Linked DNA regions of Mus musculus: region 2 is linked to region 1. The links are chromatin loops, found by intact Hi-C in ENCODE. Cell type or tissue: gastrocnemius. All regions are shown on one strand. Each heading gives the region's core, and the rest is flanking DNA. Links, peaks and the distances in the headings are about the cores only.

Evidence for each region. Hi-C counts contacts between places; a loop is a spot of excess contacts. Peaks named below come from ENCODE experiments on the same cell type or tissue, not always from the same donor. Only the 100,000 strongest peaks of a DNase experiment are listed, where the experiment ranks them.
Region 2: a loop joins it to region 1, with 2.6 times the contacts of the local background. A loop is called at or near these places in 4 of 42 quality-filtered maps.

The regions. Positions count from the first base shown.
Region 1 is chr14:31,797,238-31,808,969 of GRCm38, forward strand. The region is part of intron 1 of Ankrd28 (ankyrin repeat domain 28); the gene reads right to left. Among named protein-coding and RNA genes, the nearest start is that of Ankrd28, 27 kb to the right of the region's middle. In gastrocnemius, for the core only: a CTCF peak has its summit at 5,724 (motif pointing left); no DNase peak of the experiment used is centred there; H3K4me3 peaks cover 97 bases.
Region 2 is chr14:32,051,449-32,061,676 of GRCm38, forward strand. It overlaps Galnt15 (polypeptide N-acetylgalactosaminyltransferase 15), which reads left to right. Exons shown (of 10, transcript NM_030166.3): 7 at 850-981; 8 at 1,337-1,441; 9 at 4,816-4,959; 10 at 6,698-6,878. The coding sequence ends at 6,844. Among named protein-coding and RNA genes, the nearest start is that of Galnt15, 27 kb to the left of the region's middle. In gastrocnemius, for the core only: a CTCF peak has its summit at 5,436 (motif pointing left); a DNase peak (open chromatin) is centred at 5,425; H3K27ac peaks cover 379 bases.

The sequences.
Region 1 (11,732 bases), core at 1,937-9,936:
CTTCAAAAACAGGTATGATTACATTACAATTACATTTTTGAACAAAAACTAATCAAATAAGAAAACAAGCCACTTGCTGCAATATGACAAAGCCAACCAGATTCATAGCCTATAGACACTATTACAAATATAAAGATCTATATTAATGATTACTAAGGGGATTTAAATGAGAATGACCCCCATAGGCTCATATAATTGAATACTTGTCCCCAGTTGATGGAACCATTTGGGAAAGATTTGTTCTAGGCGGGCTTTGGGGTTTCAACAGTTCGCAACAATCCCATTTAGTTCTCTCTGTCTCCAACTTAAGAGATTCAAAATGAAGTTCTTAGCTGTTCCCGCTGCCATACCTTAGTTCTGACACCATGGACAATAACCCCATGAAACCACTTCTATAAGTTCTCTTGGTCCTGTTTTTATTACAACAGGAAAGTAACTAAGACAACTACATTGTAAGAAAAAAACAAGGCAATTCACCAAAGATAGAAATATATCCAAACTGAGCCTGGCAGTAGTGGCCCCTGCCTTTAATCCTAGCACTTAGGAGGCAGAGGTAGACAGATCTCTAGGGTTTGAGGACAGCCTGGTTGGTCTACAGAGCAAGTTCCTGGGCAGCCAGAGAAACCCTGCCTCAAAATAACTAAAACAATCAAAAGGAAACATTTCAAAACATAGCCTACTACGAATGTGGAAAATACAAATTACAGCAGCGTAGCACTTGATACACACATAGCAGATTGTAAATTTAAAATACTTCTTAACAAATTTGGAAGTAAAGAGAAATTAACAATTACCTGCAGCAATATAATTGCTACACTTTGAAAAATATAATAAACATATCTTTCTATGTATGTGGGAGCATATATATAGAGAGGGAGGGAATGGGGGTAGGCGAGAGAGATCCCAGTAATTCTGTTTCCTTCTATCAATCTCAGAAACACTGAAGATAAGATGACAAACCAAAATTTCTATCACAGCACAATTTGCTCAAAATTGAACATTGTGTAATTACATGTATATAATGTGAACATAGAGCAATAAGCTGGTTTATCTGCATGAGATAAACAGCAACGGTAGCAAACAAAAACAGGTAAAATTTAAAAGTATTAGAACAGACAAAGTACATCTTACCTTTTGGTAAATAAAAGTGATAGTATACATTGTTTGTTATATTGCTATATAGATATAGCATTTACAGAAAAATAATCAATGATATAAGCTACGTTCTCTTTTTAATGATTAATTTTATATACATTGGTGTTCTGTTTGCATGTATGTCTGGGTGAGGTTGTTAGGTTCCCTGAACTGGAGTTATATAGACAGTTGGGAGCTGCCACGTGAGCACTAGGAATTGAACCTGGGTCCTCTGGAAGAGCAGACAGTGTTTTTAACTGCTAAGCTGTCTCTCCAGCCTTATATGCTACTTTCAAGGTGGTTACTTAAGGAAAATTAAGGGTACCAGCTCTATTTTTATATGGAATGATTTTATTCTTTAAGGAAAAAAAAAAAAGGGCAAACTACCGAACATGTTTATTCCAGGCAATAAGAACTTAAGTTTCTACTGAATATATTATTTTACTTTAAATTCTCAACTTGAGAGAAAACATTCCCAAGTACATCCTGACTGGTTTGACAACAAAACTAAACAGTAGGGTGTGGCTGGAATAGACACTGCCACGGTTAACCTTGAGTGGGCTTCTCTATGAGGGATTCTCTAGACTAAGGTAACTGAGGTTCTGAGGCCCTCCCAAACTGTGAGCGGCAAGCATCCCCACGGGCTGGGGTCTTGCACTGCGTGCAAAGGAGAAAGCAAGCGAAACATCAGCGTGAGCAGCACATCCGGCTCGGGTCACCTTGGCAACCCTGACAGGACCGCGTTTCCTGACCTGTGGGTCTCAACCCTTTGGATGGGGTGGGGTGGGGGTGAGGTGAGGGGGCTGTGTGGACTGATCCTTTCCAAGGGGCTGCCTATCAGATATCCTGGATATCAGATTTGAAACAGTAGCAAAATTACAGTTATGAAGTAGCAACACAAATAGCGGCACTGTATTAAAGGGTTGCAGTATTAGGAAGGTTGAGAACACTGTGATAGACTGTATTCCCTGGAACTCTAAACTAAAATAAGCTTCTAAGTGCTTTTGCCCCGTACTTTGTTGCAATGTCCCCGTACTTTGTTGCAATGTAGGACAGGAAGCTAATATGAGTACAATAATTAGAAAATTACTGTATTGTATAATCCAAGTAAGAAGTGACAACAGTTTGAAAGAAGGCTATAAAAGTGGGAAGGAAATCGATTGCTATGTGGAATATAAATTCGGACTAGAAAGATCGTCCTTCAGTTATGTAAGCAATGCATACCTATGGATCATTTCCTTTTTAAAAACTCTCCTATATTAACACAGCAAAGACAGGAGGACTGTTTCAGATCAATGATTTCTAAGCTAGTTTGGGTGGGAGGCTGTCTCAAAATTAAGAAACCAATAAAGTAAGCAAAACGAAATGAGTATGTGAACATTCATGAGATGAAGACATACAAATGACGATCAGCTACATGTAAGATGCCCAAAGTAACTCATCATTAAGAGCCGGCAAATTGGGGCTGGAGAAATGGCTCAGCAGTTAAGAGCACTGATTGCTTTTTCAGAGGACCTGGGTTTAATTCCCAGCAACCACATGGCAGCAGCTCACAGCTGTCTTTAACTCCAAGAAATGAGACCCTCACACGGACATCCATAAAGGCAAACCACCACTGCATATATAAATTGGTTTTTTTTAATCAGTCAAATTAAACCACTATCACTCATGTATGTAAAAATAACCACTACTACCAAAGAGAAAAAGACAAGTGGTAGTAAGAATGTGCAGAAAAGAGACCCTCTGCACACTGCTTATGGGACTGTATACTAACAGACCTATTATTAAAAGAAAACAAAACAGTATCAAACTTACCCAAAACAATAAAAAATACCATAACTTACTTGCTAAGCAACCTTGAGGGTCTGAGTTCAGAATCCTAGCAACCATGCAAAAAGCCAGACAGAATGGTTCGTGTCCTGTTATTAATCTTAGCACTAGGAAGACAAACAGGAGGATTCCAGGTGTTTGCTGGCCAGCGAGTCTTACCAAATTGATAAGACCAGTTCAGTACCAGGCTCAGTGAAAGACCCTGTCTCAAAAACAGAGGAAAATACCTAACACTGACCCCTTTCTCACACATGCAAGTAAAATTTAAAAGATTAGAAGATATTTGAAATTAAAACGGAGCTGTTATATGATCCAGCAGTTATGTCATAAGGTACATATACAAAGTAGTATAATGAGTGAGTATGTATGAGAATATAGTATGCCAATATCTGAGCTATGTCTAGCACTACTCACAAAGTCGTCCTCGACAACGGTAAATGGACAGATGGAGAAACGTGGCACAGACTGAATGTTCCCTTCTCAAAATGCCTGGGTCTGGAAGTGTTTAGAGATTTGAAAATTTCAGGTCTTGAAACATTTATATAGTAACAGGCTAAAGGATAAAACCACAGTCTAAACATGAAATACATGTTTCATATATATCTTTCCACACATCCTGAAGATAATTTTATATAATAACACTTTTAGGGCATAAAAAGACCTAAAAATCCTTTAAAAAAATGTTTGAAAAAGTCAAGACTTGCAGATAGGTGGGGGATGAGAAACTTTCATGTGACCCAGTTAAAGGTAATAAAGATTATAAGGAGAAGTGAGGGAGAGAATGAGTCAGAACTTCATAAAGGGAGGAATAAGATAGCTGGGAAATCAAGAAAAGCAGAAGAGTGACTCAGGGAAGAAAGGTGTCCAGCTTCACCCAGCTTCACCTGGACCAGCTCCCCAGAGGCAGAGGGGAAACAAGCACACGACTCATCGAAAATACTGACTTGGCACCAGCATGCTGACTTACCCGCCCCTGTCCCAGCAACTACCCGCCAGAGTCCAATCTGAGTGGACCCGGAAAGAAGCTATCCGAGCATTTCATCGTTGCTTTTACCAGGTCTATTTTTTTTTTAAGTTTACTATACTCTACTAATATTTTGGATATCATTTTTAAGCCTTTGTATTTGTTTTTATAAATCTTTCTCACATTTATCTAGCACTTTCTTAATTTCCAAATAAGCTGCGCTTTCCACTTATCCTTCATAACATTTTTAGGGTTTTTTTTTTTAAAGCCCATTTTATTAACCTCCCTTCTAGCTTCTGTATTTCTCCTTTTCCCTATCCCTTCCCTTTGTCTCGTTCATGAAAACTTTCTACATTTACTCTAAGTGACTTTTAGCTTTACAAAACATTTTACTTTTTTTTTTTTTTTTTTGAATAGGGTTTCTCAGTGTAGCCATGACTGTCCTGGAACTAGCTCTGTACACCAGGCTGGCCTCAAACTCAAGATATCCTCCTGCTCCTGCCTCTCAAGTGCTGGGATTAGAGGCGTGCAAAAACACTACCATGCCTGGCTATATTTTTCTTATTTTCTACTCTATGGTCACCGAGTATTGATTTATTAGTGGGCTTCCAAAGATATGTATTTTTTAAAATTTGGCACACACTTGTGTGTGTGTGTGCATGTGTGCACAAGCATGAGTGTTGGTGCAAATGGGAAGACTTTTTAAAGTATGTTTTCTCAAATCCAGGAGTGTGCGTGGCCGCCCACTTTCTCCACATATATTAGCATCATGCTCAAGCAGTAAGATGAGAGAAAGAAGCAGGAGAGTCATATAATGTAAGACAAATTCCAGCTGGATGGAATTCCAGCTGGGTGGCACCTGACTTTGATCCCAGCACTCAGGAGACAGAGGCAGGCAGATTGCAGAATTTGAGGCCAGCCTGGTCTACAAAGTGAGTTCCAAGGCAACCAGGGCTACACAGAGAGACCTTGTCTCAAAACAAAACAAACAAAAATCCACAACCAACCAGTCAAATCCCTACCTGCAGGATAACATTTTATTTCAAAGACCCTAAGGACTATCAGAACCTTTTAGCTCTAAACATACTTTCAGCATAAGTAGCTGAGTGCAACAATCAAGGTAAAAATTCCATGGTTTTCTTGTGTATCAATAATAAACTTTCTGAGAAAGAAACCAGAAAACAGTACCATTCATAATAGCTTCAAAATACAAAACCTAGGATTAAACATGAGCAGATCAGCAGAAAACTTCTACAATGACAACTTTCAAACACTAAAAAAACTGAGGGCACTTTGATGAGAAGAGCATCTCCCATGCTCAGGTTCTAAGTTACATACTTCCGGAATTGATACTGTGAAAACTAGCTACACTATTGAAGGTGAGCTACAGATTCAATGTGATCAGGATCAAGATTCCAGCAACACTCTTTACAGAATTAAAGAAACAAAACAAACTACATACAAAAACAAACAAACACACACCAACCTCAAAAGAAACAAAAATACAGTAATCCAAAACAGAAAGGGTAAAGCTAGAACTGCCATGTAAGAAGGCTGTTTATCAGCTGTCTCTGCAACTCAGCGAAGGAATCTAGTCAATAAGAGAACAAGCTGACATTGTGCTCACAGCCGTCACTGCTGCTCTCTAGTGCCAGCGCTATCTCTCACCTGCTGAGCCGAAGAAGTAAGGAGGTGCCTATATCATGGTTCCTACAAAGCAGACTGCTTATAAATCCACAGGTAGTTTGGGCACCCAGGAAACAACTGGCTACAAAAGCCACTCAAATAAGTGTGCCCTCTATTGGAGGGGTGAAGAAACTTCATCTTTACAGGCTGGTACTATAGTACTCCGTAAAAATCAAACGCTGCTATCAGAAGTTGAACTTCTGATTCGCCAAGTTCCCCTTCCAGCGCCTGGTGTCAGAAATTGTTCAGAACTTCAAAACAGATCTGTGCTTTCAGAGTGCAGCTATTGGTACTTTGCAGGAGGCAAGTGAGGCCTACCAGGTTGGCCTTTTGGAAGATAGCAACTTGGATGCTATCCATGCCAAACGTGTAACAACTATGCTAAAAGACCTCTAGCTAGCATGCTGCATACGACAAGGATATGTTTGAGTTCACTAAAAGGGGATATATTTCATTCTCAAAAAAAAAAAAACCCAACACACAGACACACACACACACACACACACACACACAATGTTTTCCTCTTCTTGTTATCAGTAGTTTTGAATGTTAGATTTCACCCCCCACCCCCACCCCCGTCCCATGGAGTCAAAAGGTACCTAAGAATATGATTACGAATAGAAACATAGTGGGCAGAATCAGGTACTGTCAGTTTCTCCATTTTTCATTTGCATGTGACTTTTTAATATAAATCTATATAAAGCATTAATGAAAGAAAAGTATTTCAGTGAACACATTTCAATAGTTCAACCTTTTAAGAATTATAAATAAGCCTGTTATAATTTTCTAGACAATGACAGCATTTATTTTTTTTTAAATAAGTAAATATCTTATTGATGGCAAAGGAAAAAAAAAAATGGATTAAGCCCAAGTGGGGATTGGCTACAAAGCAGGAGCCAAGCCAGGGGCAGAGGAATCAGTTAAAAGGAGGAACTCTCCCCTCACTCGGCTGCAGTGTGACAATGCTTAGCTGGGGGGACTGTCCAATCTATGTGGATGTAACAAGAGCCTGGATCTACTGTGAGGAAAGACTGCTCAAACAGAGCAGGTTCTGAAGACAGAGGCAGAAGTGTGGTGTGGGAGCTGAGAGATTGTCCAGAGGCTGTGGAGATAAAGGCTGGAGAAGCTGCCAAAACCCTCCTCACTGCCTGGATGAATGAATTACAAAAGAATGAGGGAAGAACCCTGGGGATTTGGTATAGTGTGATGGACAGGGCGGGGATAAATTCCCACTGACCAAAGCAGTATGGGCAGACACCTGGACAGCACAATTCTAGAGACACCAGGGACAAAGTTGTAATTGGTGACAGGGTGACCTTAGATATTCTATAAGCAGTCTTCCCACAGGGAAAGTCCCCTCACCATAAGACTCTTGAACATTTCACAGATAATTCTACAAAAGACAGTCAAAGAGGAGAGGCAGAAACGACACCATCACAACTAGGAAGATTATTTCACTTTATTTTAAAGTTTTAAAACTTTGTATTTCTGACTTTAATTGTCCAGTTAGTGTTTTAGCTTGCATCTTGCTCAAATCGGCTTTCATGGATTCCCTTTCTAATTCGTTTCCATGTGTGAATACATATGGTATCTGCTTGTGTTTGTGTGTGGCAGGAGGATGCAGAAAGCTGATAAAGATGTCAGGTCTCCTGCTCCATCATGTTTTACCTTTGAAATAGGGTTTCTCACTGAAGCTCAGATTTCATCTGGGTCAATGGGCCACCAAGCCTCAAGGCTGCCTGACTCTTCCCTCCAATGCTAAGGTTACAGGCATGATGGTCCTGCCTGACTTTTACTTGAATGCTAGGGATTCACACTCAGGTTCTCATTGTGGCACACACAGTAAGTGCTCTTACCCTCTGAGCCATCCTCCTCAGCCCAAATGACCTTTTCTTTCTCTGCACATAATATAAAGTATTTTCTCCTACTGCTATGCCATATACTTTTCTCTCCTTCTCCCTACCCCATTCTCTCACTTTACTACTTAAACTACATTTCCCGCAATCAGTATTCTAGTACCTCTGAATCTTATAGACATACACGTGTCTCCTAGTCCAAGTTAGCACCGGGGATGCTGTCAAGTTATTTTGCTACTGCAGTTAGCTTCCCCATTAAATAACAGCAGTGACCATAAATCTAAGTAAAGACAACTCACCAAGAAGATTCACATAAAACAAGAAAAAAGGGGAAAAAATGAAAGCTATCCAGTCATCCCAAGAGAAGTACAAAACATAATAAAAGAGCCACAAACACACAAATGAAACCATCCACTTACAAATGGAAAGTAAAGATGACATCTTTCAAGTGCTAGAGAAAGACTTGGAATTTCTATTTTCAAAAGGGATCAATGACCACTCCCAGGACTGAAGCAGATGATGAAAAGGAAGAAATCACTTCAGTACCTAGACAAGAGCAGATGAATTAGTCAGTAATTTGGTGGAAAAAAACATGAAGGAAATTTTTAGAAAATAAAGACTGAAAAAGAACTACAGAAATGCTGGAAATGGAAGTATTAATTAAGATAAAAAACAGTGGAAAGTATCATCAAGAGATAAGGTAAGGTCAGACAAAACAAAGTTAAAGGCTGAGGGTCAAGGTCACATGCTAGGGAAAAAAAGTATGACTACAACTTTCAAGAACTCTGTGATAATGGTGACATGATAATCATCTAAGAATCTGTGGAGTAGAAGAATCTAAGGTAAGCTAAAGACACAGATAATATAGTCCATAAAATTGTAGCAAAAAATAATTGAACAAAATATAGAGAAAAATATGAACATCCAAACAAATGATATTTTGAGTATGACTATGAAAGAACCTCTAAACAACACAGCAGTCAAACTGTCAAATATGTAAAGAAAATAATATTAAAAAGTTGAAAGGAACCACCGGGCAGTGGTGGCGCACACCTTTAATCCCAGCACTTGGGAGGCAGAGGCAGGCAGATTTCTGAGTTCGAGGCCAGCCTGGTCTACAGAGTGAGTTCCAGGACAGCCAGGGCTATACAGAGAAACCCTGACTCGAAAAACAAACAAACAAACAAACAAACAAACAAACAAACAAAGAGTTTTAAGGAAAACGCCAACTCACAAAGGGAAACATACCAGGATAGTATTAAGTCTCTCATCAGCAACCCTAAAAGCCAAGAAAGCATAGAACGGTACATTTCAATACCTCAAAGCAAAGCAGACAGTGTAGACTAAGATTGTTATGCCCAAAAGCTCTCTCTCAGAATTGATGAAAAACATGAATATTTTAAACACAAACACAAACTAAAGCAACTCATGACAAGAAATCTGCCTTGCAGCAAACACAAGAATAATATACAGAGGAAAAAGAAGAAGATTTATGAAAGCACAGAAAAGAACCTATTTCATAAGAGAAAAGGAAGAACAAAGAAGAGCCATGTGACGCTCAGCTCACAAACCACATCAACTGGGGTCTTCCTGATTGGATCTTATGAAGTGGGAAGATTTGCCCTAAATCTGGGCCACACCTTCAGGTGGCAACACATTTATAAAGGGCCAGTAAATAGCTTCAACAAAATTATAGAAGAAAACATCCCTAACCTAAAGAAAGAGATGGCCATGAACATACAAGAAGCCTACAGAACTCCAAATAGATTGGACCAGAAAAGAAATTCCTCCTGTCCCTTGGAGATGGAATGGTTTTTGTCAAATCAGGAACCTGTCACAATTTCCTTTCATAGAGGAAGGACTTCATAAGAGATTTTTTTTTTCTACTTCTATCATGTTTAATTTTCCAAACAGATTTTAAAAACTGAAGAAAAAAAAAGAAAGAAATACGTAAAAATTCAGGAGGAGATGTACACCTTTAAAGCAGAGACAGGTGAATCTCTTGAGTTTGAGGCCAGTGTAGTCCACAGAGAAAATTCCAGGATGACCAGGGATACACAGAGAAATCCTGTCTCAAAATCACAAAAAGAAAAACAAAACAAAATAGCAACAACAATAATAGTAACTCATTCAAACCTACAGAGGAACCCCCACATCCCCCCAGCAATGGACAAAGAGACATCTTGGTGGTGGTGGTGTTCTTGTATCAGTCCAGAACAGAGCAGGTGGCAGTCCTTTTATATGCTTCCTGTACCCTGCTGAATTTGTATTGGTGGTTTGAAAGTTGTGGTGCTCACCATGTGTCTTGTTAAGTATCAAGGTGATGTGTTTTAGTTACTGTTCCATTGCTGTGAAAACACTATGACTGAGGTAACTTTTATAAAGGAAAGCATTTAATTGGGGACTTGCTTACAGTTTTAGAGGGTTAGTCCATGATCATCATGGTGGGAAACAAACAGGTGAAGTACTAGAGCTGAGAACTTTACATCCTGATCCACAGGCAGCAGGCAGGGAGAGATTGCAGGACCTGAAGTGGGTCTCTGAAATCTCAACATCAACACCCTGTCCCCTCCAGCACACATCTTCCCTCAAAGCCATACTTCCTAATCCTTCCCAAACAGTTCCACTGCCTGTGGCCTAAGCATATGAGCCTTTGGAGGCTATTATTCTCATTCAAAGTACCACATGGTGGCTCATGGCCACATGGTGGCATTTGATTACATTTAACTCTTGGGTATATGGTAAGTAAAACACAGTTATGAGTTACAGGAGAAGTTACAGGAGTTACAGGATAAGTGCCTTGTGAGTTGCTTACCTAACTGGACTAAAGAAAGAGAAGAGAAGAGAAGAGAAGAGAAGAGAAGAGAAGAGAAGAGAAGAGAAGAGAAGAGAAGAGAAGAGAAGAGAAGAGAGAAGAGAAGGAAGATAGATTGATTATATTTTTACTCGAAAGAATAACTGATAAATCGTATTTATCCAGACTCAGAAATTCCATTGAAAAGAAAAAAAAGGAAATTTATCACTTCAAGTAATGTATCTTATCAGTATTTTTTTACTATCAAAAAATTAGAACTTTTAAACAGAAATTATAATTGAAGATTACTGGCCACCTAAGCCTAACTTTACAGTATTTACAGACTTTCTGGTTATTGACATTAGCAAGTATGTTGGGTTTTTTTGGGGGGAAGGTGATACTGTATATAAGGAAAAGTATCAATAATTAGAAGATTTGTATAATTCAATAAACTGCAGAGTGAAATGGACTAGGGGTTCATGGAGTTTTCAAACCACTGCTTTCAATGGACAAATAAGTCCTGGAAGCAACAGATAAGTGGGTACAAAGTCATCTTAATCCATTAATAGTTCTTAAACTAGCCTATGAGAAGTATTAAGCTAGCTACAAAATAATTTAATTTACATATGTTATTTATTTTATATATTCTATAATTATGTTATATATAACACATGTTATCTATTATAACATGTATTATTTAAATATAAATAACAAAAACATTATTATTATAGCCAATAATCTTACTAATAATTCTTACTAATCTTGAAGGTAAAATCTAAACACTTGGAATAACCTGCTTGCTAAAACAAAACAGAAAAAACTCAGGCCTTTGTCTAGGCCTAAGTCTAAACAACAAGATTTATGTTCAGAACTTTAGGCCACACAGCATCTGATTTACCTATGAAGAAGATGAAGATTGAGATCAGTCACACAGATGGCTGACTCTACCTATGACTGATTACCCAATAAAATCACTGCACACCAAAGTTCAGGTGAGTATTACTGGTTAGTGAACCTCGGCAAGTTTTGTCTTACATCACTGTGGGGAGAAGTAACTATTCATTGACTATATTAACTTTATAGAAAGAGGACAAGAGGATGCCTTGTGCCTGTAAGTTTCCTGGACCCATACCTGTGCACCTTTACCTACTGATGGGTTAAACCTGCATTCCTCTGATATAATAAACCACAGTGTAATTCTACTCAGAACCAAAAACTTCTATGTACCCATGAATGCACACATAATCAAGATGCGGACTGTGCTGACAAGCAGATTGTTTTAGAGAAAGGTTTCTCACCTCAGCAATACCCAATTTTAAATCAGATGGTCCTTCCAACCCCCACTCATGTGGGGCGAGTGTGTGTGTGTGTGTGTGTGTGTGTGTGTGTGTGTGTGTTATTGCACTCACCTGTGTGGGCATGTACGAGGTGAATTCCAACAATAAGCACAAAAGGATATCCTACTTGG
Region 2 (10,228 bases), core at 1,870-9,869, 250 kb after region 1:
ACAGAGTCATTTAGAACACAGCATGTTGGATGGAGTCAGCCCAACACAGCATGTAAAGTATTTACAGCCTACTGGGCCCCTCTGTGTCTTGCTGAAAACCAGAGGCCACCAACGTGGAGCCCTGGTGTGGCTATCAACACACACACACACACACACACACACACACACACACACACACACACACACTTCTTCCTAAAGTCTCAGTCCCAGGAAATTTATTCTAAGCTTCTAGATGGGTTTTTTCCATATCTTACCAAGCAGCCAAAAACATTAAACTAGCGTTGAGGGCTGGTGTTCATCTTCCTACAGTTGTGTTATAAAGGAGAACGCCAATGGTAGGGGCCAGTGTAACCTAAATGAGTGGTTCATCAATGGAAAAAACTGAGATTAAGGGAAGAAAAGAAGTCAATTTGCCTCTCCCTGTCCCCCCACTCTGAAACTTCCCATCAGACTTCGTCTCCACTGCCTCTGGGCCAGCTCTTGCCTTCATTAGGCCAGTGATACAACCCAGATAGAGTCCATCCTTTCTCCACACTCCAGAGAAAACGCCTTAGGGAATAGACACTGTGGTCTTTGTAGGCTGAAGATTTGGGGGTCTGTGAGAAGAGGCAGTGTTGCCTCCAATTTTGGTGGTGCCACACCTCTTTCTAGAGAAGATTCCCAACTCTTCCTTCTAAACCTCTCTTAGCATAGGACCCTTCCTCCTGTTTGCAGTCCTGAGATGTGTGGTGGCTCTGCCCCACTCCTTCTGCTCCTTCACGTAGTCTATGTCTCTCCCTCCCCTACTGTGTGAGCTTGGGGTGGAACAAGCTTTCCTGACTCCCCTCCCATGCCCTTCTTTACCTGCAGGTTGCAAAGCCAGACTGTACAGAGCGCCTGAAGCTGCAAAGGAGGCTGGGATGCCGGACGTTCCACTGGTTTCTGGCCAATGTCTACCCTGAGCTGTACCCATCTGATCACAGGCCCAGGTTCTCTGGAAAGGCAAGGCCTGGCCCAGGACAGGGGAGGTCACTTGCCAAGACAAGATCACTCACCCTCTACACTGGGCAACCACATATAGGCTCAGTAGGGTCTCAGAGGCCTTTGGATTCCCCCTCCCCACCTCCCCGCCAGTCTGAGGAAGACAGCCATGTTTCCCTATAATCTGTGCTAAATCCATAGCCTGACTCCTTCTGGAGGCTTCTGTCTTAAGATAAGTGTCTTAGACTTGACTCATCTCACGGTGACTGAACCATGCATGCTGGGATAAAGTCTAGAGAAGATGGGATTAGAACCTGTTTCAAGGCATCCTCACAGTGGAGGTCAGATTCACATCTATGTGGATGTCCATTTTCAGCTCCACAACACTGGATTTGGCCTCTGTGCGGACTGCCAAGCAGACGGTGACATCCTGGGCTGCCCCATGACACTGGCTCCTTGCAGTAACAACCGGCAGCAACAGGTGGGTGACGATACTTCTTAGGATGAATGGCATCCCAACGTAAATGTGATGCTGTTTCCTAGGATACCCTCCAATTCCCTTCCAAGTAGCTCCTCTCTGTGGTTCCATGTCCTGTGACAGGCCGTGGCCCCCACTGTGATGACTTGTCACAGGTCTGCCCATAGCATCCTCACCTTAGACTGGACCAGCATCAAAGAATGGAGCGTCTCAGTCCGAAGAAATGAAGGGGCTACTTATCCAGTCCTTGAACCTGCCGCATGAGGAAACTGTGTCGTAGAACCACCATGCTAGATGCTCACCTCAGATCCCCAGCACTGAGGAAAGGTGCAAGAGTAGGGATAGAAAAGAAGTAAAAAAAGCCAGGGGAGAACCTGGGTTCGTGTGGACCCTTTGGCCGTTTGGAAGAATCCTGTGCTCCTTACAGTGTGTCTTCTGCACTTTAATTTCTCATCATAGGAATAGCTGCCCAAGGTTACAGAAAGCTGTCCGTCCTGGCTGAGAGGTCCACTTCATTTCACAACCTTCAGTGTAGCCCATCCCCAGATCTGATTCAGTCTGTGATGGGGGTTCTTTGAACTCAGCTGTCATACTCCAAAGCTGCCTAATGAGAGCAAACAACAGTTGAGTGAGAGTCGGGGAGCCTGGAGTGAAGGAGCAAACATCTCATTGGGGAGTCTAGGGCCCAGCCTGCAGTGCAAGCTTAGGACATCTCTATGGGAAGCTGGTCCCAGCCTTCCAGTTCGAGCCTAAAGTGCTAGGCCCCGGGCTCAAGGCCCAGAGGGTACACAGGGGAGGAGTTTGCTCAGGATCCACTTGGTTTCTTTTTTTTGTTTGTTTGTTTTTTGTTTTTTGTTTTTTTGTTTTTTTTTTTTTTTTTTTGAGACTGGGTTTTTCTGTATAGCCCTGGCTGTCCTGGAACTCACTTTGTAGACCAGGCTGGCCTCGAACTCAGAAATCCACCTGCCTTTGCCTCCCGAGTGCTGGGATGGTCATTCATACTAGATACATTAGTAAGTTTTTTGCATCTCTCTGATCTAAATGCATGGGAGGAAAGGAGGGTTTTTGTTTGTTTGTTTGTTTGTTTTTTAAGTTCACTGTCTCCAGAGGATTTCAGTTCCTTTTGAATCATGTGGGAAAGGCGTGGCAGTGGGCGTGGCAGTGGGAGTGGCTTGTCTCTGGTGACAGAAGTGTGTGGTATTTGGTAGCTTGTTCACTTGGTACAGCGTAAGCAGCAGATAAAGCAAGGCCGAGCCAGGGGTGCATATGACCTCGGGAGATTTGCCTCTAGAGATCAGCTTCCACCAGTCAGGCCCCACCTCCTAAGGCTCCACAGCCTTCAAAGCAGGGCCATGAGCTGGGGAACTGAGTATATGAAGCAGAGGCCCATGGGGGGATACTTCATATTCAAACAGTAACACCAGACACAAGAGTTAAAGACGTAAGAGCCACTCGAGGAAGTCACATGGTAGGCTAACAACTGTCCAAGTTTTACTGCCGTCTAGAGCCAGGTTCGAATCAAGTTCCCAGTGGCTAGCTGTGCGATCTGGGCAGGCAATATTGGAAAATAACAAAGCTGACCACCCTTCCTCCCTGGCCTGGGGGAAGAAAACTAAATATATGCCAGGTAAAAAGGATTTGAAATACCCCCCTTTCCATGCACAGGTCGAGTTTACAAGAAAGAAAGGAAATATCCAAGAACAAATACTCAAATGGCAACTGCAAATTTGCCATTTGTGTGAGCTGGGCTTCCCTGAGAGGTGACAGGGATCAGTGGCCACCAACCCCAGGAGTTCAGGAGTGTGGCTGCAGGCAGGGAGAAGCGGCTTCAGCTCGGTGATGATCTTCGCATCACCCAGCTTTCACTGTCACAGGGAAGTCTGCCCTTGCAAAGCTGCACTAATACCTCCCCCCGCCCCCCCATCTCCCCACCCCCACCCCCGCACGCCTTCCCAGTCCCGTGACCACAAGGAAACAACAGGAAAGTTATCTGCCACTACAGATGGGATTTTGAGTGGGAAGAAAATTACTCTCCCTTTTCCCACAAGCTTGCTTCTGAGATGTGTTTAGGGTCCAAATTTATGCTGACTGTGCAGTGTTTGGAATTTTCAAGCAAGGCAGACCGCTATATTTAATTTGCACATTAACAGGGCCTAATGCAAATAGAAGACGTGATGCCTCTAATTTAACAGTTAAGAATTCCGAGGCAGTGGCAGCGATGTATATACTAAACAAATTGAATCAGAGCATGAAACCAACCTTTCTGAGCGTGGGGCTCAAAGTGACTGCACGAGCTGTACAGCATGCCTGTCCTGTCTCACTCACACAGTCAACATAAAAAGAAGTTCCGGACTGTGTGACTCTCCCTGCCCGAGGAATCGTCGGCCAACAGGGTTCACAGAGACGATGGGAGCAGAGGGGTCGAGGGGTTCGGAAGCCCCATGAGAACCTATGGTCAATAGCCAGCTACAGGAAGTCAGATCAACCTTACATGGGGTGATTCAAGGCTTATATAATTTGGGAGATGGAGAGGTAGAAACATCCAGGATGGGCAAAAGTCATTGGCTGAAGGCTTAGGGTACCGAAATGCCTCATTAGCAGGGGGAAGCATTTCAGGAATCTCAGGTGCTAGCTGAAGGGGTTAGAAAGCTGATCCTGTAATCTGAGGTTACCTGAGTGAGGCCTGGGGGAGCAGGGGGGGAGGGGAGACGGGTTTGAATTCCCCAGGCAAGGTCAGAGAAGGAGAAACCCTGCTAATGAAGGGAGTCTTCTATTACACACAGAGCCTCAGCAGGCTATCCCATCAATGATGGACTTTGGCCTTGATTAGCAGAGTTTTCCCACAGACTGCATCTGGCAGGAACAAACAGAAGATGGGGTTGTCAAAACATGTCATCCAATTGGTCAGCACGGGTCCCTCGCAGTTCAAGCCCCTCTGTAAAGGTCCACACACTCCAGTTCTATAAAACCCTGAGGGCAGTGGGACCCATGATCAAGAGTCCACAGACACCACACACAGCAGGGAAATTGGTCAGGGCCAGGTAAGATGTCTCTAGAAGGAAATCAGTCTGAGCCTGGGACAGATCTCTCGCCTGGCCTTTCAGCAGTGCGCACCGGCACTGACAGCCTTTTAAAACAGCCTTATCTGCAAGCAGGAAATAGAACGCCAGGAGCCTGCCAGAATGTGGAAACAGAATCCTGGGAATGGCCAGGAGGCCTTTCTTGGCTCCTGAGAACCCAGGAAGAGTCTTGCTGCCGTCCCTGTAAAATCTGAAAATGGTCTCTAGAACTCGGCTCTTCTGTGTGTTCCTTTGTCTCCCCTTGGCTCTGGATAGGGTACCCTTTTGGCTATGCTAACTGCCACCCCCTCTGCCCAGAACCTGGAGCACACCGGCAGGAAGGAGATTCTCTTCGGCGGCCCACAGCGCCTGTGCTTCGATGTCAGAGGAGGGCGGGTGATTCTGCAGAACTGCACGGAGGAAGGCCCCGCTATCCATCAGCAGCACTGGGACTTCCAGGAGGTACGGAACCCATCCCGGAAACGCAGGCTGATCACAAGGAACTTCTGGTCAGCTAGAACGTCTGGGCAGACTGACCTTGTTGACATGGCAACCTGGGCTCTTCCTAGACCTCAAGTATTCTCCACAATAGTACTTCTGTTGTTGAGCTTAGTAGCTTAACCTTGGGGTCTCTGGTCCCCAGCCACAGGAGATATACTGATTTGTTCCCCACGCCATTAGAGATTATTATCTCGGATTAGCTTGGATGATGGAGCACGTTACAGAAACAACCCAGTCAGTGGTGTAGTGACACAATCTAAAATTTAAAAGAAATAACTATTGATGTGTGTACCTGTTGGACCCGGAGAGAGAGAGCTTAGTGGTTAAGAACACTGGCTGCTCTTTAAGAGGATCCAGGTTCAATTCCTAGCACTGCACTTGGAGGCTAGCAGCTATCTTTAACTCCAGTTCAAGAGGATCTTCTGCCCTCTTCTGGCCTCTGCTGGCACTGCATGCACATGGTACACAGACTTATATTCAGGCCCTCACCTCAGACACATAAAATAAAAACAAACATTTTTAAAGTATCCAAAAATAAAAATATGGCTGTCATTTTCTTCATTGTAATTCACATTTCATTGTAAACACTGCATTGTTTGTGTGAAGTTTTTAACCCTATATTTTCCGTAGATAAATTCTAGATCCTTCCCAGAGAATACACATTAACAGAGAGAAAATAGAAGGATTATAATACTTAGGTGAGTGAGTGGCTCCAGATACCGAATTGGGAAAAGGCCAGTCTTTGTGTGCCTGTGGATTTGACCGTGAATTGAAAATGCTCCAAAAATAACAAGTGTTAGTATGTTTGTTTGTTTTCTTATCACAGTAAAAAGAAAGAGAGAAAGCAATGAAGTACTAGTTTTTGCCTCAACATGAATAAATCTGGAAAACATGCAAAATGAAAGAGGCTAGTTACAAAGGAACCACACTGTACAATTGTGCTTATGTGAAACGTCTAGAACAGGGGAACACATAACCCTGCTGATTCCCTGGCTGAAAGGAGAACAGAAGGGCAAATGGCTGCTTCTGGGTAATGGCGTCTTTAGGCAGTGGTGGAAATATTCTGGAAAATACTAAAGACAACTAGTTTGTGTATTTTAAACAGTCTGAATTTTGGAATATCTCAACAATGAGGAAAGATTTATAACATTGTGGCTAAAGTTGTTTAATATTCTAAAGAAATCCATTTTTCCTTGAAAGGGGAGTGTTAGGGTGGATATTAAACCTGCCGGAGTGGAGTTCTACCTTTTGTGTGTCTCTTGGGTGTGGCTAGTCAGAGTGGACCTCTAGGAGACCCTCAGTCTGGCGTCCACGATGTCAACTTGCAGGTTTTACAGAGAGTAGTGCTGATGAACCCCTGTTAAAAGCACAAACTCATGCATGCAGTGATAACAGTGTCTCTGACAATACAAGAAGAAGACTGGACACACCCTGACCAGAGTGATCCTGACCAGAACGTTCTAAGAAATGACACAGTCATGTAACAGCAATACAAACAATTGAGTTTATGACCCTGAAGGGTTGAGTGACATCTACCTTTTAGGGTTAATTAAATTATATTTTCTATTAACTGACAATTCTACCTCTTCTTCCAGGCTAGCTCAGACCACCTCTGTAACTCTTTAATGCTCAGCAGAAATCTCTAAAATGTCCTCCTTTGACAACTGTCAGGAATTGGGCTTCTTCTTTCTCTTTTCAGGATGGAATGATCATCCATGTTCTTTCTGGAAAATGCATGGAAGCTGGGGTCCAGCCAAGCAATAAGGACTTGTACTTGCGTCAATGTGATGGTAAAACCAGCCAGCTGTGGAGGTTCGACCAGATCCACCCTGTGGATGAACGATGAACGACCTTGACAGAGAGCAAAGAAAGGCTGGGCATCACATTCTCTGCTCCTGTATGTCCTGAGCCAGCCCCTAGTGTCTGGGCTTCTGGAGTAGAAGAGAAGAGAGTACTGTCAAAACAATCAAACAAACAACAAAAACAAAAACATAGAAGCTCTCTCCAGGTACCTTACCACATTGATTGTAGACTGGTTTTTGTTGTTTGGTATGATTTCTCGAGACAGGGTTCTGTGGCTGTCCTGAAACTCACTCTGTAGACCAAGCTGGCCTTGAACTCAGAAATCTGCCTGCCTCTGCCTCCCCAGTGCTGGGACTAAGAGAGCCACCACCACCTGGCTATGTTGGCTGGGTTTTGTTTTGTTTGTTTGTTTTTTAAGAAGAAAAACAATGGGTTGTTCATTGTCTTCATCACCAGAAGTGATCATTATGAGGAAGGCAAAGTCTCCCCCTGCCCCCTCCCCACACCCCGCCCACACTGAGCACTTGACATTTGCTTTTATCCCTGACTGTGCGAAGAGGCCCCGGCATTGTCTGGCAGCACCTCTGGGAGACATCAAATCCAGTAGGTGAATTTCCCGAAGCCCTTACTCGGAGAGTGGATGTGGCCAGCTGTGGAAGTTAACATGAGGGCCGTGCTATGGCCTGGCAGTCCCCACCTTCTGACTCCACTCACTAGCATACATTTCATGTCCGTTCGTTGACCCCAAGCTCAAAAGGAAGCAGAGGGGGACAAGGAGGAATGGGGTGGGGCTGGGAAGAAGACAGCAGAGAGATTTGGTCCAACCGTCCAGCTCAGCACTGCCCCCTGAAGAGTCAGCAGACCTGGTTAAGGCATTTTCATCTTCGGGACAGCCTCCTTGAGACTTTCTACCTCCATTCACCTGCTCTTAGCTCTTTTCTAGATCACAACCAGATTTCCCTGCAGTGTATTCTTTCTTGGATCACCAGTGCTGGAAGGGTCAACACATCTGAGCATGCTCATGAACAAAGGTATTACAGGAGACAAAGTCTTTTAATGCCCGCTTAGGAGAGTCGTGTTGGCTTGATGAGAAATAGCAACTTTTGAAAGGGGGAAACCCAAAATCTTTACAAGGCAAAATAGATCTGGCTATTAAATGTCCCTGAGGTTTGACTGGCTACCTATGAGCCGATAACAATTGTTCAAGACCCCCTACATGTGGCTTCCAGTTAAATGTTCACATGGTTGAAGGAACTCCACCTCAACCAGAGAAGAACCTAGACTCAGCCACGGGAGTTGCTGAGTAGAGTAGGCTGCTGCTGAGAAAAAAACTCTTGCCCATTTCTTTCTGAATGGAAATAGCTTTCTATCCCACCCAAGATGTGTTTGTCCTCTGGGCTGTCTCTAAATTCAGTTGTTTCAAATAAGAACTGGAGAAGACATGTGGGTAACATGAGTAATATCTGTTACTTCTCCAACTTCCAAGTCAATGCCTGATGTTTCTCTAGCCTTAGAGGCACTCCGGATTAACACCATCTAATAGCATGGCCACAACCCCAGTGTGGCCATTTTGTTGGAAATTCACCACAATTCTGGAAATTTTCAAATTGTTCCTTGATTGTACTGGTTCTTTATAGCCATTGTACTATGGCAAATGGCTACTGAACCTGAGAACACAGTTATAAAATAGCCAACCATCACCAACAGTAGCCCTGAATAGCACTAGATAGATTCAGCCCCTACTTAGGGAAGAGTTTTAGCCACCATCTTCTTGCTTCGGACTGGTCTATATCTAAAACAAACTCTTCTAACATGATGAGGCTGGGATGGAGCTAAAAGTTTTCAGATGACAACCTTGTAAAGGGCAGTAATGGCTAAAGAGTACTTTTCAAGATTTTTATTTTGAAATGAACGCTATTATTAGCATTGTGAGTAGCTGAAATTGTTGGGATAAATTAATATAGCTAAATGAAAGACTACATTGTGTTGTGTGTGTTCTGGTGATTAACAAACAGACCCAGATGGCTCACTGCTTAATTGTTTTAACAAAACAAGAATGTGCTATTTGTTGCTCCTTAACTGTCCCCGTGATTTATTATTTTATTACAGAAATGGCCATCACCTCAGTCCCTGACTGGTACTTACAAACCCCTAATTTAAACAGTACAGACACTTCTACTTGCTTCTGAAAAACAATCCCCTTACAGTTTAACTAGTGTAGTGAATTCTTATCAGTAGTCGGTTTAGAAGAAGAGAAACTTGGCAGTGAATTGATCTGATTCCTGATTTGATTTTGCTTGTCTGTCTGAATTTTATGACTCTTCAAAACAGGAATTGTTTTTGTGATCTGTCTCACAAAGCCCACCCCCATTAAGGGGGTGTTAAGGATCCTGTTGGAGTGGGCGGAGAGAAACAAGCACCAGCTGACTCCGGGCCATACTCTTTTTGCTGTGACAACAGATGTCAATCCAGAAGGGCCATGATGTGGTCCTCTTCTGCCTTGATGTCATAAACCTGTAGCAAAGTCAGAGTTCCACCTTCCATGTACATCTGGAAGGTCCCAGCACCCATCATGGTGCTGCCTCAGACCAGGACGCAACAGCTCTAAGGTTATATCGCCACACTTGCCTTGAAGGAGCTCCATTTTCAACTGACGTGCCATGAGGACGCTAGTTGAACACGAAATGACCCACCAAATCCAGAAATGCAAACTGGCTGCCCTTGGAAGGGGCTCTGGAAGAGTAAACATGCAGCTGAGAGTTGAGCAAACAGGGAAACGGCAGATGGCTCAGGGGTTACGGAGCACACACTGCTCTTACAGAGGACCTGAGCTCTGTTCTCAGTACCAACACAGGGCAACTCACAGCCATCTTTCATTCCATACGCTCTTCTTTGGCATATGTATATACCCATCTCACAGACATGCAAACATATACATAATTAAAAATAAAATACATTTTAAAAATCTTTTAATAGGGTAGTGGGAGGGGGCAGAGAAGCACAAAGCAGACAGGTCAAACCCACTGCAGCTGAGGCTTAAAAAAGACTTTGAGCTTTTCTAAAGTGTGACCTTTATGACCAGGAAGGAACTGCAGCTCGCATTCCCTCCAGCACAGGCCATTAGCACATTACCTGTAGCTGACGGCTACATTTACATACAGCCCCCAAGAACCTGAGCTGCTGTTTTGAAAGTCTTGGCCTTTCCGGATGCATCTCTGACATCCTACAGGTACAAGAGGTATCCTGAAGCAGCCAGGGTGCAGGAGTATCATCCATCCACCCTGTAATCTCCAGCTCTGGTCACATGACTATCATGTGACTATTGTGAGAGATGTTTGTTCCTGCCACAGGATTCATCCCTTTCTCCCATCTAATTGGACTGGGAGAACACCTGGTCCATGTTGGGCCAATCAACACATTCGCATGG